Regions from separate parts of the Homo sapiens genome. Here region 2 is linked to region 1. Evidence: read pairs that join two places in POLR2A ChIA-PET (ENCODE). Cell type or tissue: Panc1. All regions are shown on one strand. Links, peaks and the distances in the headings refer to the core of each region. The heading gives the core; the rest is flanking DNA. Region 1 holds the start of RAB19 (RAB19, member RAS oncogene family). Region 2 has its middle 98 kb from the start of KDM7A-DT.

Region 1 (8,330 bases), core at 118-8,117:
CTATACCTGCCAGTGTTGAGTTTATCTCACTCAGAAGAGAGTATCCTGAAAATGGATATGTAACTGGAATTTTGGGTAAGACAAATATTTTCAAATTTATCTGAAGACATCATAGAAGTAATGTTCTTGGACAGTGAATAAATTGCCCTGTATTTCAGTGCTTCTCAAACGTTGCGGACCCCAGCCTACAGTTAAAAAGACATTTCAGGCCAGGCACGGTGGCCCACGCCTGTTATCCCAGCACCTTGGGAGGCTGATGTGGGAGGATTGCTTGATCCCAGGAGTTCGAGACCAGTCTGGGTAACAAAGTGAGGCCCTGGCTCTACAAAAAAATGAAATAAATAGCTGGGCATGATGGTGCACACCTGTAGTCCCAGATATACAGGAGGCTAAGGCAGGAAGATTGCTTGAGCCCAGGAGGTTGAGGCCGCAGTGAGCCATGACGGTGCCACTGCACTTCAGCCTGGGAGACAAAGTGAGACCCTGTCTCAAAAAAAACATTTTTTTTTTACATCACCCTGTAAAATATGCATGTGTACAACTGACCCAAACATTTTGCAAAACAGTAGTCACTGTTACTACACAAGATACATTCTGAAGTTGTTTCTTAATCCCTTCTTGTGAAAATGCTGGTTGCAACCCACAAAGGTTGATTTCATGACTCATTTATAGGTCTCAGCCCACAGTTTGGAAACAGGACACCGATGTAAATATTTTATCCAACAGGGTGTCTCTGTTTCAATTTTGCTTATTGTGTCTATAATGCCATTTAACTGCCTACATATCACATCCTATGTAGTGGAGAAAATCTGGTCCCTGTGATAGACATTGGGAGGCAGTTACTGTTCTAGACTCTGGGGAAAAAATAGTAAGGAAAATTCACCTCAGCTTTATGCTTCTACTGCCAGCATCTGGGACTGATAAACTTGAGGTTTTCTGGACGTCAACCTTTGCTCTATGGTAGAATTTTTGAGGGAGTGAGGCAGACATTTTCTTTTCAGCTTTTTCTTCTCATATACCTTCAAAGTTCTTTTAGTTTTGTTTTTGCTTCCTTCTCTTTGCATCATCTCCTTTCTCTGACTCCTCACAAAGAGATATTCAGATCTACAAAACAAAGACTTAAATTACTTACAATCTGGCCAGGTACGGTGGTTTCATGCCTTGTAATCCCAGCACTTCGGGAAGCCAAGGCAGGAGGATCACTTGAGCCCAGGAGTTTCTTCTCTTTTTTTCTTTTTTTTTTTGAGACGGAGTCTCACTCTGTCACCCAGGCTGGAGTGCAGTGGCGCGACCTTGGCTCACTGCAACCTCCACCTCGCAGGCTCAAGCGATTCTCCTGCCAGAGTAGCTGGGATTATAGGCTCACCACCAGACCCGGGTAATTTTTGTATTTTTAGTAGAGATGGGGTTTTGCCATGTTGGCCAGGCTGGTCTCGAACTCCTGACCTCAGGTGATCTGCCCACCTCAGCCTCCCAAAGTGCTGGGATCACAGGCATGAGCCACCATGCCTGGCCAAACCCAGGAGTGTCAAACCACCATGGGCAACATAGGGAGATCCCAGCTCTAAAAACAATAAATAGTGGGGCATGGTGGTGTATGACTGTAGTCCCAGCTACTTGGGAGGCTGAAGTGGGAGGCTTCCTTGAGCCTGGGATGTTGTGGCTGCAGTGAGCCATAATTATGCCTCTGCACTCCAGCCTGAGCCATAGAGCAAGACCCTGTCTCTAAAAAATATGTATATATAATAAAATAAATTACTTAAGATCTATATCCTCCTTTAGTTGGTGTTATCTCAACTAACAACCCTCAGGCCAGCTGTAGTCCCAGATATTCAGGAGGCTGAGGCAGGTGGATTGCTTGAGCCCGGGAGGTTGAGGCTGCAGTGAGCCATGAATGGTGCCACTGCACTTCAGCCTGGGTGACAGAGTGAGACCTTGTCTCCAAAAAAAAAAAAAAAATTTTTTTTTTACATCACCCAGTACAATATGCACATGTACAACTGACCCAAACATTTTGCAAAACAGTCGCTGTTACTACATGAGATACATTCTGAAATTGTTTCCTAACAAGGGACACCAGGACAAATTGAGAGCAAAGGACGCAAAAGCCCACAAGACAAGGTAAAGTAGAAGAAAGGAGCAGGGGCAGTGTCGTATGGGCCAGCACTGGTTTAATTCACTGGCTGTTCCTTCCTGTGAGGGCTTTCCGCTAGGCCGGCGAAGGCTGGTGAGAAAGCCGGCTCTGCGCCCTGCCCTGTGCTGGCCGCCCTCACCTGGCGCTTTGTACCCTGAGGCAGCTCCGGACTCAGGGCAGGTGGGAGGGATTGCACTTTCCTTTCACTTTCTCAGGACGCCAAACCCGACACCTGGGGCCAGAACTACACTTCCCACCAAGCAGCGAGGCAGGAGGAAGAAGGGGGCACTGGGGGGCTGAAAAGCAAACCCAGAAGAAAGCGAAAACATTACCTGCTGACCAGCAGAGGTGAGAGAGCGAGACAGGTAAGCGACAGGTGAACCAGGAAGGCGAAGGCTGCGGGATGCCGGCGGGAGGACATCATCGGGGTGGACGCTGCCTGTGCCTCCCAGCAAGGCTTGTAGGCTCAATGAAAGGGGGCTTTAGTGGAAACCCTGAGGACTCCTGAGGGTGGGGGGAGACATGGAAGTAAAGTCTCAGCTCAAGTTACAGTGATAAGACCAAGACACCGGAAGTGGAATGGCTGTCTTTAGTTGAAAAGTCAGACAGGAAAAAAGTGGTTTGATTGTGTCTGTTGTCTGCTGGATCATCTACCCATATGTGATTTCAGAGAGGTCCAAGAGAGGTATGGGATCCTTCTTCATCGCCTTAAAGCCCTGGGTTTTTGCATGCAGATTGGACATTTGAGTGCATTTTACCTTGTGTGATGAGACAGAGTGTCCTTGTCTATGACTTTAGAGAAAACCAAAGTAAAACGGAGAGGTGAAGAAGGATGTCACAAGGCAGGGGCAATTTGCAGCACATCAAATGTAATCATTAAGTGGGATCAGGTTTCAGTTACTTTTAGAGCAATTGGATGAGGAGTCCGAACACACTCTCAGGAAGAACAGTTAAAGAGGATGGGGATATTCTCCTTGGGGGAATATTCTTGCTGCTTCAAATATCTGATGGGCTGTCATGTGGAACAGGAATGTGATGTGTCTTGGCAGAGTAAGGATAGCACGGAGCTAGACAGATGGAAACCTCATGGAGGGAGGTGTCAATCCCACAGAAGTGAGAGCTGCCCAGTGCAAAATGGAAATTTTTCAGGAGGTAGTCAGTTCCTTGTGATCAGAGATATTTAAGCATAGGTGGACATTTAAGCCAGGGATGCTGATGGTGGGAGTAAGTTTCAGGTAGGTGACTTGGTCGATTGGTGTTTTCCAAACCTGGCTCATCATCAGAATCACCTGGGGAAGAGACAGAGCAAGAGGGGAGGGGAGGGGAGGGAAGAGAGACAGAGGTTTTTGGTTTTGTGTTTTTGTTTGTTTGTTTGTTTGTTTTTTGAAACGGAGTTTCGCTCTTGTTGCCCAGGCTGGACTGCAATGGTGCGATCTCGGCTCACTGCAACCTCTGCCCTCTGGGTTCAAGCCATTCTCCTGCCTTAGCCTCCCAAGTAGCTGGGATTACAGGTGCATGCCACCACGCCCGGCTAATTTTTTGTATTTTTAGTAGAGATGGGGTTTCACCATGTTGGCCAAGCTGATCTTGAACTCCTGACCTCAAGTGATCCGCCTGCCTCAGCCTCCCAAATTGCTTGGATTACAGGTGTGAGCCACTGCCCCTGGCCTATTTCTTATTATTTTAATAGAGATGGGCGGGGAGGGGGGGCGCAGGGCTCTCATTATATTGCCTAGACTACTTTCAACCTCCTGGCGTCAAGTGATCCTTCTGCCTCGGCCTGCCAAAGTGCTAGGATTACAGGCATGAGCGACTGCGGCCTGGCGCACTAAACATATTTTAAAGTTAAAAACACAAAACACAAAACCTGGCCCAGTGCAGTTTTGAGATCATACCACTGCACTCCAGCCTCGGTGACAGAGCGAGACTCTGTCTCAAAAAAAAAAAAAAAAAAAGAATACTAAGAAATAATTTTTAAAAGAACAAGGTAAAATATGTTTAGCAAGTCTGGGATGAGCTCCAAAAATATATTTTTTCAATGATATTCCCAGATAATTCTGATAATCAGTTAGTTTGTGAAACACTGTCATTAAAAACCTTTATTTTCCAGCCGGGCATGGTGGCTCATGCCTGTAATCCCAACACTTTGGGAGGTCAAGGCGGGCAGATCACCTGAGGTCAAGAGTTCCTAACCAGCCTGGCCAACATGGCAAAACCCTGTATCGACTAAAAATACAAAAATTAGCCAGGCGTGGTGGCAGGCACCTGTAATCCCAGCTACTTGGGAGGCTGAGGCAAGAGAATCGCTTGAACCCAGGAGGCGGAGGTTGCAGTGCAGTGAGCCAAGACCACACCATTGCATTCCAGCCTGGGCAAGAAGAGTGAAACTCTGTCTCAAAAAAAAAAAAAAAAAAAAAGGAAATATATATTTTTCAATGATACTCTCAGATAATTCTGATAATCAGTTAGTTTGTGAAACACTGTCATTAGAAACCTTAATTTTCTGGCGGCGCGTGATGGCTCAGGCCTGTAATCCCAGCACTTTGGGAGACTGAGGCAGGTAAATCACTTGAGGTCAGGCATTCGAGACCAGCCTGACCAACATGGTGAAACCCCGTCTCTACTAAAAATACAAAAATTACCTGGGTGTGGTAGTGCAGGTCTATAGTCCCAGCTACTCGGGAGGCTGAGGCAGGAGAATCGTTTGAACTGGAAGGCAGAGGTTGCAGTGAGCTGAGATCATGCCATTGCACTCCAGCCTGGGCGACACAGCGAGACTCTTTGTCTCAAAAAAAAAAGAAAAAAAAAAACCTTTGGTAAAATATGCCATAACCAGCCTTTGGTAAAATATGCCATAACATTATAGCCATGGTTTTAATTTTGAATATTCTCAAAATCCTAATTTCCTGGTCAAAAAAATTAGGCTCCAAACAGAACAAAAAGGTCATGTCACTCTTCCCCAAGCTGACTTACCAATCACCTCTTATCAGTCCTCGTTGCTAGCTACCTGGATGGTCAGTAGTTTTTTGTTTTTTGGGTGTTTTTTTTTTGAGGTGGAGTTTCGCTCTTGTTGCCCAGGCTGGAGTGCAAAGGCATGATCTCGGATCACTGCAACTTCCGCCTCCCGGATTCAAGTGATTCTCTGGCCTCAGCCTCCCGAATAGCTGAGATTATAGGCATGCGCCACCACACCCAGCTAACTTTGTATTTTTAGTAGAGATGGGGTTTCTCCACGTTGGTCAGGCTGGTCTCAAACTCCCAACCTCAGGTGATCCACCCACCTTGGCCTTCCGAAGAGCTGGGATTACAGGCATGAGCCATCGTGCACGGCCTGGATGGTCAGTCTTACAGCAGTTGGGAATCTTTCTCCCCAGGTGAAATTGACACTAGTGGGACCTCCAATGGCAGGTGAGTCACTGCTGTGGGCATTTCCTCTGCCATTCTCCTGCTCTCCGGGCACTCTGATGGAGCATGTGGCACCTCGTCTCCAGGCCTAGGATATATCACTGCTTTTATCTGATGGTGTTGACCGTCCACTGGACCCACCAGAGAATGGCAGTAGAACCTCTTTATTCCAAGAGCACCCCTAAAGTAAGATCAACACACGTAGGGCAGATGTCAGCTTATGGGGACAACTCCTCTGTGCCCGACTAGCATCATTAGCATCGTCCTCTCACAAGGATGTAGCACTGTGAAGGTAATGACCTCCCTTCGTCTTGTCTTGTACTGGATCCCCAGTTCCTGGTGCTGAATTCCATCCTTTCTTCCTAGTTCTGTTCTAGGTGGCAAGAACCATGCACTTCTCCAGCTCAGCCAGGGCAGCAGATGAGAACTTTGACTATTTGTTCAAGATTATCCTCATTGGGGATTCCAATGTGGGGAAGACGTGTGTGGTGCAGCATTTCAAGTCTGGAGTCTACACTGAGACACAGCAGAACACGATTGGAGTGGACTTTACCGTGCGTTCCCTTGATATTGACGGCAAAAAAGTGAAGGTCAGAGGGCACCGGGACGGGACTGGTTCCACCTTTTTTTTTTTTTTTTTTTTTTTTTTCCTTGAGACGGAGTCTCGCGCGATCTCGGCTCACTGCAAGCTCCGCCTCCCGGGTTCATGCCATTCTCCTGCCTCAGCCTCCAGCCTCAGCCTCCCAAGTAACAGGAACTACAGGCGCCCGCCACCACGCCCGGCAAATTTTTTTTTTTTTTATGTATTTTTAGTAGAGATGGGGTTTCATGGTGTTACCAGGATGGTTTCTATCTCCTGACCTCATGATCCACCCACCTCGGCCTCCCAGAGTGCTGGGTTACAGGTGTGAGCCACCGCGCCTGGCCAGTTCCACCTTTTTTAGCCAGAATTCCCAACAACAAAGCACATGTCTGAGCAATAAAAGATTTCAGTACAAAACATGAAATCATACAAATAGTGGAAGAAAACATGGGAGTATTTATTTTCTCATCATGGAATGGGAAAATCAGGCTTTAAATGAGACACGAACCCAGAAGCCAATAAGGAAAATACTGCTGAATCTAACTGTGAAGGTCAAATTTATACATTTCTCTAACTATATAAAGGTCAAATTTGCTTTTTTGGGGGGGTGGGGGAGTGTAGACAGGGCTTTTTGTTTTTGTTTTTGTTTTCTTGAGGCAGAGTCTCACTCCATCACCCAGGCTGGAGTGCAGGAGCACAGTTTCAGCTCACTGCAATCTCTGCCTCCTGGGCTCAAGCAATTCTCATGCCTCAGCATTCCAAGTAGCTGGATTTACAGGTGCACACCACCACACCGGGCTAAGTTTTGTATTTTTAGTAGAGATAGGGTTTCACTATGTTGGCCAGACTGGTCTCGAACTCCTGACCTCAAGTGATCCGCCCACCTCTACCTCCCAAAGTGCTGGGATTACAGATGTGAACCACCACACCCAGCCTGAGACAGGGTCTTGCTCTGTCACTCAGGCTGAAGTGCAGTGGCACAATCACAGCTCACTCCAGCCTCCATCTCCCCGACTCAAGCGATCCTCTCACCTCAGCCTCCTGAATAGCTGGGACCACAGGTGCACCCCACCATGCCCAACTCCTTTTTTAAATTTGTTGTAGAGACAGGATTTTCCTGTGTTGCTCAGGCCAGTCTCAAACTCCTGGGCTCAAACAATCCTCCCACTTCACCCTCCCAAAGTGCCGGGATTACAGGCGTGAGCCACCAAACCTGGCCTTAAAAGGTCAAATTTTCTAGTGGCCAGGCAAGGTGGCTCACACCTGTAATCCCAGCACTTCGGGAGGCCGAGGCGGGTGGATGACTTGAGGTCAGAAGTTCAAGACCAGCCTGGCCAACATGGTGAAACCCTGTCTCTACTAAAAATACAAAAATTATCCAGGCATGGTGGCGCGTGCCTGTAGTCCCAGTTACTTGGGAGGCTGAGGTACAAGAATCTCTCAAACCTGGGAGGCAGAGGTTACAGTGAGCCGAGATCATATCACTGCACTCCAGCCTAGGCGACAGAGTGAGACTCTGTCTCAAAAAAAGAAAGAGGTCAAATTTTCTGTGTACTCAAAAATGCCATAAACTGCCAGGCACGGTGGCTCATGCCTGTAATCCCAGCACTTTTGGAGGCCGAGGCAGGCGGATCACCCAAGGTCAGGAGTTCAAGACCAGCCTGGCCAACGGGGGGAAACCCCATCTCTACTAAAAATACAAAAAAATTAACCGGGCGTGGTGGCACATGCCTGTAATCCCAGCTGGTCAGGAGGCTTGAGGCATGAAAATTACTTGAACCCAGGAGGCAGAGGTTGCAGTGAGCTGAGATCACACCATTGCACTCCAGCCTGGGAGTCAGAGCAAGACTCTGTCTCAAAAAGATAAAATAGGCTGGGCGTGGTGGCTCACGCCTGTAATCCCAGCACTTTGGGAGGCCGAGGTGGGTGGATTACGAGGTCAGGAGATTGAGACCATCCTGGCTAACACGGTGAAACCCCGTCTCTACTAAAAATACAAAAAATCAGCCGGGCCTGGTGGCGGGTGCCTGTAGTCCCAGCTACTTGGGAGGCTGAGGCAGGAGAATGGCGTGAACCCGGGAGGCGGAGCTTGCACTGAGCCGAGATCATACCACTGCACTCCAGCCTGGGCAACAGAGCGAGACTCCGTCTCAAAAAAAAAAAAAAAAAAAAGATAATAAATAAAAATTTAAAAAATTAAAAAATACT
Region 2 (8,330 bases), core at 322-8,321, 130 kb before region 1:
TATTCCCTTATCTGGCCCCACCCACATCCTGCTGATTGGTCCATTTTACAGAGAGCCGATTGGTCTGTTTTGACAGGGTGCTAATTGGTGCTTTTACAATCCCTGAGCTAGACACAAAACTTCTCCACCTCCCCACTAGATTAGCTAAATACAGAGTGTCCATTGGTGTATTTACAAACCCTGAGCTAGACACAGAGTGCTGATTGGTGTATTTACAATCCCTTAGCTAGACATAAAGATTCTCCAAGTCCCCACCAGACTCAGGAGGCTAGCTGGCTTCATCCAGTGGATCCCGCACCCGGGTCGCAGGTGGAGCTGCTTGCCAGTCCTGTGCAGTGCACCCGCACTCCACAGCCCTTGGGTGGTCGATGGAACTGGGCGCCGTGGAGCAGGGGGCGGTGCTCGTCGGGGAGGCTGGGGCCGCGCAGGAGCCCATGGCTGGAGGGCGCTGAGGCTCAGGCATGGCGGGCTGCAGGTCCCGATCCCTGCCCTGCGGGGAGGCCGCTAAGGCCCGGCGAGAAGTCGAGCACAGCAGCTGCTGGCCCAGGTGCTAAGCCCCTCACTGCCCCGGGCCTGCGGGGCCGGCCGGCCCCTCCGAGTGCGGGGCCCGCCGAGCCCACGCCCACCCAGAACTGGCGCTGGCCCGCAAGCGCCAGGCGCAGCCCCGGTTCCCACCCACGCCTCTCCCTCCACACCTCCCTGCAAGCTGAGGGAGCCGGCTCCAGCCTTGGCCAGCCCAGAAAGGGGCTCCCACAGTGCAGCGGTGGGCTGAAGGGCTTCTCAAGCGCGGCCAGAGTGGGCGCCAAGGCCGAGGAGGCGCGGAGAGTGAGGGAGGGCTGCAAGGGCTGCCGGCACGCTGTCACCTCTCATTACCAGAAATCATTTTTAGGTGTACAGTTCAGTGGAATTACAGTGTTTAGAGGCATGTTTTTGTGTGTGTGTTGTCAAAATTTTCACGCCTGTAATCCCAGCACTTTGGGAGGCCAAGGCGGGTGGATCACCTAAGGTTAGGAGTTCGAGACCAGCCTGACCAACATGCAGAAATCCCTCTCTACTAAAAATACAAAAAAATTAGGTGGGCGTGGTGGTGCATGCCTGTAATCCTGGCTGCTCAGGAGGCTGAGACAGGAGAATCGCTTGAACCTGGGAGGCGGAGTTTGTGGTGAGCCGAGATCGCACCACTGCACTCCAGCCTGGGCAACAAGAGTGAGACTCGGTCTCAAAAAAAAAAAAATTCAACCTTTTATTTTATGATTTCTGGGTTTGACATTGTTTTAAAGGCCTTTCCACTATATGATTTTTTAATCTCCCATATTTTACTACTGCTTTTATGGTTTCCATTTTGGCATTTTAATATCAATGAATCTGTATCTTATTTTAGCTGAGGATGTGAAGAAGAGATTCGATTTTCTTTCTGGATGGGTAGCCAGAAGTCTCAATGCCATTAATTGAATAGTGTCATTCCAAGTGTCTAGCCCATTTTATAAACTAATACCCTGCTTAGAAACGAAATTCCTGTATATATTTAGGTCTATTCTGGAACTTTGGATTTATTCCATTGAGTTGTCTATCCATTTACAGGCTAGTACCACATTTTAAAAATCAACATGGCTGGGTGTTTTCTTTCTCTACAAAAAAAAAAAAAAATCAGCTGGACATGATGGTGTACTCCTTTAGTCCCAGCTACACAGGAGGCTGAGGCAGGAGGATCGCTTGAGCCCAAGATGTCGAGGCTGCAGTGAGCAGTGTTCCCACCACAGCTTTCCAGCCTGGGTGACAAAGCAAGACCCTGTCTCTATTAAATAAAAGTAATAAAATAAAGGCCAGGCACAGTGGCTCACACTTGTAATCTCAGCACTTTGGGTGGCTGAGGTGGAAGGACTGCTTGAGGCCAGGAATTCGTGACCAGTCTGGGCAACAAAGTGAGATCCTGACTATACAAAAAAATTAAAAAACTTAGCCAGGCATGGTGACATGCGTCTGTGGCCCAGCTACACAGGAGGCTGAGGCAGGAGGATTGCTTGAGCCCAGGAGGTCGAGGCTGTAGTGAGCTGTGTTTGCACCACTGCACTCCAGCCTGGACAACAGAGTGAGACCCTGGCTCAAACATAAAATAAAATACAAAATAAAATAAAGTAGTAAAATAACATAAAATCCATGTAACTTTAAAAGTTGTTCAAATACCTGGTAGAGTTAGTCTCTTATCATTGCTCTTCTGGTTCGAAAGTTCCTGGTTATTTGTTTTTCCATATAAACTTTAGAATCAGTTTGTTGAATTAAAAAGGTTCCTACTGATTTGGGTGGGAGTGGGGAGTTTTGGCCCTGCTTAAAGGATGAAGTCCAGTCCCATCTGCTGAGGTTGTAGGTGTCTTGAAGGGTCCCTCTCCCAACTCTTGCTGCTGCCCAGCTCATGTCCAGCTCAGTCACAGAAGGTGCGGGGCAGCCAGGACCTCCAATCCATCCATCTGAGATGGATGCTGTACCCTCTAAGCAGCCTCAGACCCCTACATGGGTGGTAGCTGGGGTCAGCACAGCTATAGGGGTGGCCATAGCCACAGCCAGGTGAAGCCTCAGCCGCTGCAGTCCTGACCAGGGAAGCTGGAGGCCCTGCCTGGTGCACAGGGCTGTGGGCCCCCCTGGGGGAAGGCGGTGAGACCTGAGGGCAGACCATACCCATGCCGCAGGCCTCAGGCACGAGTTCCTTCCGTATTTCCAGGGCCCACTGAGTCCATCCCCAGGCGCCATGCCAGATGCACTCCTCTTTCCAAATGGTGGAGCTTCCCAGGGTGACACACCAAAACCAGATGGCACGCTTTCTTTCTTTTTATGCTTAGATTTTTTTTTTCTGGTGTTAAAATAACACATGATCCAAATGAAAACATGATATATATATATAAGAAAATTAAAATTACCAAAAATGTCTGACCCAGAAATAAATGAGTAAAAGTTTTGTGTATTCTTTCCAGTTTATTTTTCTTTTCTTTCTTTTTTTTTTGTTTTTTTTTGTTTGAGACAGAGTTTCGTTCTTGCTGCCCAGGCTGGAGTGCAATGGCGTGATCTCGGCTCACTGCAACCTCCACCTCCTGGGTTCAACCAATTCTCCTGCCTCAGCCTCCCGAGTAGCTGGGATTACAGGCACACACCACCACGTCCTGCTAATTTTTTGTATTTTTAGTAGAAACAGGGTTTCATCATGTTAGCAGGCTCGTCTCGAACTCCTGACCTCAGGTGATCTGCTTGCCTTGGCCTCCCAAAGCGCTGGGATTACAGGCATGAGCCACTGTGCCCGGTTCTCTTCCTGGATTTCTTTATATCTGGATGTTAAATGTCCAGATTGATATGTTTCTCAAATCTTCCATCCCCCCTATTCCCATTGTTGTATTAACTTGTTTCCCTCTTTATTAACAAAATCGAGTAGCTTTTCATATTTAATTAACTGGCCATTTATCTTCTGATTTTTTTTATTAAGTTGAAATTTTATGTAAAACAACTGACTATAAACAAATAACTTGTCAGTATATTATTACATTTAAAAGGATGCCAGACTGGGTGTGGTGGCTCACACCTGTAGTTCCAACACTTTGGGAGGTCAAGGTGGATGAATAGCTTGAGCTCAGGAGTTCAAGACTAGCCTGGGCAACATGGCAAAACCCCATCTCTACAAAAAATACAAAAATTAGCCAGACATAGTGGTGCACACCTGTGGTCCCAGCTACATGGGAGGCTGAGGCAGGAGGATCACTTGAGCCCAGGAGGTCAGGGCTGCAGTGAGCCATGTTTACACCACTGCAACCCCGCCTGAGTGACAGAGCGAGACCCTGTCTCAAAAAAAAAAAAAAAAAAAAAAAAAAAAAGGTCAACTTTGACCCAGATTTATATATTGGTACCTTGCATTATATAGACTCCACAGCATTTCGTACAAAGCTCAGCAAATAATAGTAGTTGCTAAATATCTTTGTTGAATAAATCTTCAACTCACAGGTTCCTTCTAAATCTTAATCTAGTACTTCCTCCAGGGTTAAACAGTAAATGACTTTCTTTAGCTCTTTATTCTAGAAAAATTTTAAATACTATTTGTTGAATATTTACTACTTGTCCCTGCTCCAAACTGTTTAGATGTGGTGATTTAATCCTTACAACAATACTAGGAGATAGGTCCTCTCGTCATCTGCATTTTACAGATAAGAAAACTTATCTGAACATTTAAGTGGCTGAGCTGAACTTTAGCGCCTATACTTTAACTATTGTGCTAGGTCCCTCTTTAGCTGGTTCAGTTCACGCACCGATTCTGATCCATTTATAGTTCTTCGGCACACATTGTTGAGAAGAATTCTGGGGCAGTATCTAGGCTCCATAAGAAAAAAAAAAAAGAAACTCTGCCTCGATTAATGATGTCTGCCATATATGCGCAGGAATGGGGAGGTGGGAGTTACTTCTTTTTTTTTTTTTTTTAACTCTGCTGAATCATTCCTTGGAGAAAAATTATCTCTGGGGTTATATACAGCTCTAACGCCTTCTAAATTGGGGCATGTTGACATCTGAAGTGTTTAAAGCCTGCTTTGTTTCCTAGCTGTAGTAGAATTCTTTAACTGCCTGTTTATAATTTATCTGAGAGAAACACTGGTAATTAGGCATCTGAGCATTCCTCCAATTCCCTAGTTTCTTCCTTTTCCTGTGGTAAAAACAGAAAGTCAGAAAAATAATCACATTGCATCATGATACCAGTGGGCTGTATAAAAAGCCCCGTGATGTTATTTTTCCGATCATTGCTTTCCTCACAGGCAGCATTTAGACCATGCCAAATACCCCTCCCATCAGATGGTTAGAAATGGCCATACAGTCGGTCTCTTTACTAACCTTTCTACATCCCAAACAGTTTTACAACTTGGCTTCAGCTGCAGGGCAGCCCAGCTTTTAAAGGAATTAGATCCTTTTCCCAGAATCTCCATTAAAGAGAACTTAACACAGCTTTAGGAGAAAGAGATATAAAGTGATTTTCTCCAATCTCTACCCACTTTTCCAAGTGCTCTTTTATCTTACATTCAGAACCAATCTATTCATTTAGAATCGTTCTATGAGGTGTTCAGTATACACTTTCCCATCCTTTAAACATTTTTTTCTCAGCTAAAGTAATATACGTATATTGAGAATTCCTGGGATGGCTGTTATCTCCTCTAACTACAAAGCAGGAAACCAGATGGAGAAGAAAAATCACTGAGAAATCTCACATTGTCCTGATTACCTCCGGCCGAGAAAGAGAAAAGTTATTTGGGAGGTCAGCTGTCATAAGCCAACAGGGTTTTGAAGGAGTCATGTCAAGATGAAACCCCACGACACCAGGATAGGGTGGGGGTTCTGTCCCTACCCCAGGCTCCTATATCAGTTTCTTTTCTTTTTTGGCGGGGGACAGAGTCTCACTCTGTCACCCAGGCTGGAATGCAGTGGTGTGATCTCAGTTCACTGCAATCTCTGCCTCTGGGGTTCAAGCAATTCTCGTGCCTCAGCCTCCCGAGTAACTGGAATTACAGGCGTGCGCCACTACGCCGGGGTAATTTTTGTATTTCTAGTAGAGACAGGGTTTCGTCACATTGGCCAGGCTGGTCTTGAACTCCTGACTTCAAGAGATCCTCCTGCCTCAACCTCCCAAAGTGCTGGGATTATGGGCATGAGCCACCATACCTGGCCTGTATCAGTTTCTTAAAGGAGCACCTCTGGCCCTTGATGAGGCCTCCCTCTTGGCCTCATGGTCATCAGCAGACATCCAGATGAGGTCCAGCATTGTAGTGAGCACCTTGCAGATGGTGAGCTGCTCAGACCATGCCCACTTTGGTGTATTCGGGACTCTTAGCTATTCCCAAAGCACCCGCTATCAGGCCAGATAAAGGTAACCTCTGGCTGCCTTCTGCATAGGAAGGCAGGAGCCCCCAGTACTGCAGTTCACGCGGGCTCCTAGAGAACTTTCTGAGGGACACCTAGCAACGTGCCTCTGGACAGCCACCCTGTCCAGAACCTTCCCCATGAGGGTACACAGTCTGCTGCCCCTGGGAAGGAACAGCATCTCATCTTTTTTTGGATGCCGCACTGGCTAGGATGTTTTCTGGCCCATGATCACTAGAAATGTTTGCCTGTAAGAGACCAAGCTCCAGGAACCCCCTGCTGCTTGCTGTATCTCACTATCTACAACATTCAAGCTTGACCCCAGGAAGTCCTCTTTTGACAGAAAACCGAATACCGCATGTTCTCATTTGTAAGTGGGAGTGAAATGGTAACTCATGAACAGAAAGAAGGGAACAACAGGCTGGGTGCAGTGGCTCACACCTGTAATCCCAGCACTTTGGGAGGCCGAGGCAGGTGGATCACCTGAGGTCAGGAGTTCAAGACCAGCCTGGCCAAATGGCGAAACCCTGTCTCTACTAAAAATACAAAAATAAGCCAAGTGTGGTGGCGCACACCTGTAATCCCAGCTACTCGGGGAGCTGAGGCACGAGAATCACTTGAACCTGGGAGGCGGAGGTTGCAGTGAGCTGCGGTCACACCACTGCACTCCAGCCTGGGCAATAGAGCAAGACTCTGTCTCAAAAAAAAAAAAGAGGGAACAACAGACACTGGGTCTACTTGAGGTTGCAGGAGAGAGGAGGGGGAGGAGCAGAAAAGCTAACTACTGGGTACCAGGTTTAGTACCTGGGTGATGAAATAATCTGTACAACCAACGCCCATGACATGAGTTCACCTGTGTAACAAACCTTCACATGTACCCCTGAACCTAAAATAAAAGTTTAAAAGAAAAAAAGTCCTCTCCTGCATATGCCCCACACACCTGCGGGTGGTGACATCCCCTGCTGTGATCTTGGTACACAAGGCAAACCCATAGCCAAATGTGTCCAACCTGAATTTCTTTCCTAAGCCCAGTCACTGGATGTTCCCTTTTTTGCCATTGCTTACTTTTATTTTTGTTATTGTGAAGTCGTATATGTATATAAAACATATAAACAGGTTTAAAAAAACAAATTCAACCCTTATGTACTCATAACCCAGGCTATAAAATATAACATTAGTAAAAACCTTAGGCATCTCTATTAGATTGCTAGGGTTAGCCAATATCAAGGTACAGTATCACAAACTGAGGGGCTTAAAACAACAGAAATGTATTCTCTCACAGTTTGGGGGCTATCTGAAATCATGGTATCGGCAGGGCCATGCTCTCTTTGTTTTTTGGGTTGTTTTGTTTGTTTGTTTGTTTTTTGAGACAGAGTCTGGCTCTGTCGCCCAGGCTGGAGTGCAATGGCATGATCACAGCTCACTGCAACCTCTGCCTCCCAGTTCAAGCAATTCTCCTGCCTCAGCCTCCCAAGTAGCTGGGGACTACAGGCATATGCCACCACGCCCCTGGCTAATTTTTGTATTTTCTGGTGGAGACAGGGCTTCACCATGTTGCCCAGGCTGGTCTCAAACTCCTGACTTCAGGTGATCCACCTGCCTTGGCCTCCCAGAGTACTGGGATTACAGATATGAGCCACTGTGCCTGGCCAGGGCCGTGTTCTCTTTGAAGGCTCTTAGGGAGAGTCCTTCCTTAACTTTTCCTAACTTCTGATGACAGCCAACAATCCTTGTTGTTCCTAGGCTTGTAACTACATCACTCTAATCTCTGCCTCCATTGTCAGAGGGCCTTCTACCCTGTGTATCTATATCCAAATCTCCCTGTCCTTTCTCTTATAAAGACAACAGCTACACTGGATTTAGGGCCCACCTTAATCTAATCAGCATGATTTCATCTTGTTTTGATTACATCTGCAAAGACTCTATTTCCAAATAAAGTCACATTCACAAGTACTGTAGTGATAACAGTTTGGATCTGTGTCCTCCCTGCTAAATCGCATGACCAGTTGAAGTGTCCATTGTTGGAGGTGGGACCTGGTGGGAGGTGATAGGATCACGGAGGCAGATTTCTCATGAATGGTTTAGCACCATCCTCTTGGTGCTGTCCTCATAATAGTGAGTGAATTCTCGCAAGATCTGGTCATTTAAAAGTGTGTGGCACCCCCACCCCCACTCTTTCTCTGGCTCCTGCCTTCCCATGTGATGCCCCTGCTCCCCGTTCACCTTCCGCCATGACTGGAAGATCCCTGAGGCCTCCCCAGAAGCAGATGCTGCTATGCTTCCTGTACAGCCTGCAGAACTGTGAGCCAATTAATCTCTTTTCTTTATAAATTATCCACTCTCAGGCCAGGTGCAGTGGTTCACGCCTGTAATCCCAGCACTCTGGGAGGCCGAGGTGGGTGGATCATTTGAGGTCAGGAGTTCAAGACCAGCCTGGCCAACACGGTAAAACC

The links. ChIA-PET counts read pairs that join two places held together with the same protein. Peaks named below come from ENCODE experiments on the same cell type or tissue, not always from the same donor. Only the 100,000 strongest peaks of a DNase experiment are listed, where the experiment ranks them.
Region 2: POLR2A ChIA-PET joins it to region 1 with 16 read pairs; 2 of 35 experiments call an interaction of 5 or more read pairs at or near these places.

The regions. Positions count from the first base shown.
Region 1 is chr7:140,401,719-140,410,048 of GRCh38, forward strand. RAB19 (RAB19, member RAS oncogene family) reads left to right here and starts at 2,340. Exons shown (of 4, transcript NM_001008749.3): 1 at 2,340-2,499; 2 at 5,906-6,129. The coding sequence starts at 5,929. LOC124901759 (a long non-coding RNA gene) reads right to left here and starts at 2,750. Exons shown (of 2, transcript XR_007060561.1): 1 at 2,467-2,750; 2 at 1-1,104. RefSeq lists enhancers at 1,913-2,414, 2,415-2,914. In Panc1, for the core only: no CTCF peak of the experiment used is centred there; no DNase peak of the experiment used is centred there; H3K4me3 peaks cover 926 bases; H3K27ac peaks cover 929 bases.
Region 2 is chr7:140,271,000-140,279,329 of GRCh38, forward strand. No RefSeq gene overlaps it. Among named protein-coding and RNA genes, the nearest start is that of KDM7A-DT, 98 kb to the left of the region's middle. RefSeq lists a silencer at 2,247-2,542. In Panc1, for the core only: no CTCF peak of the experiment used is centred there; no DNase peak of the experiment used is centred there.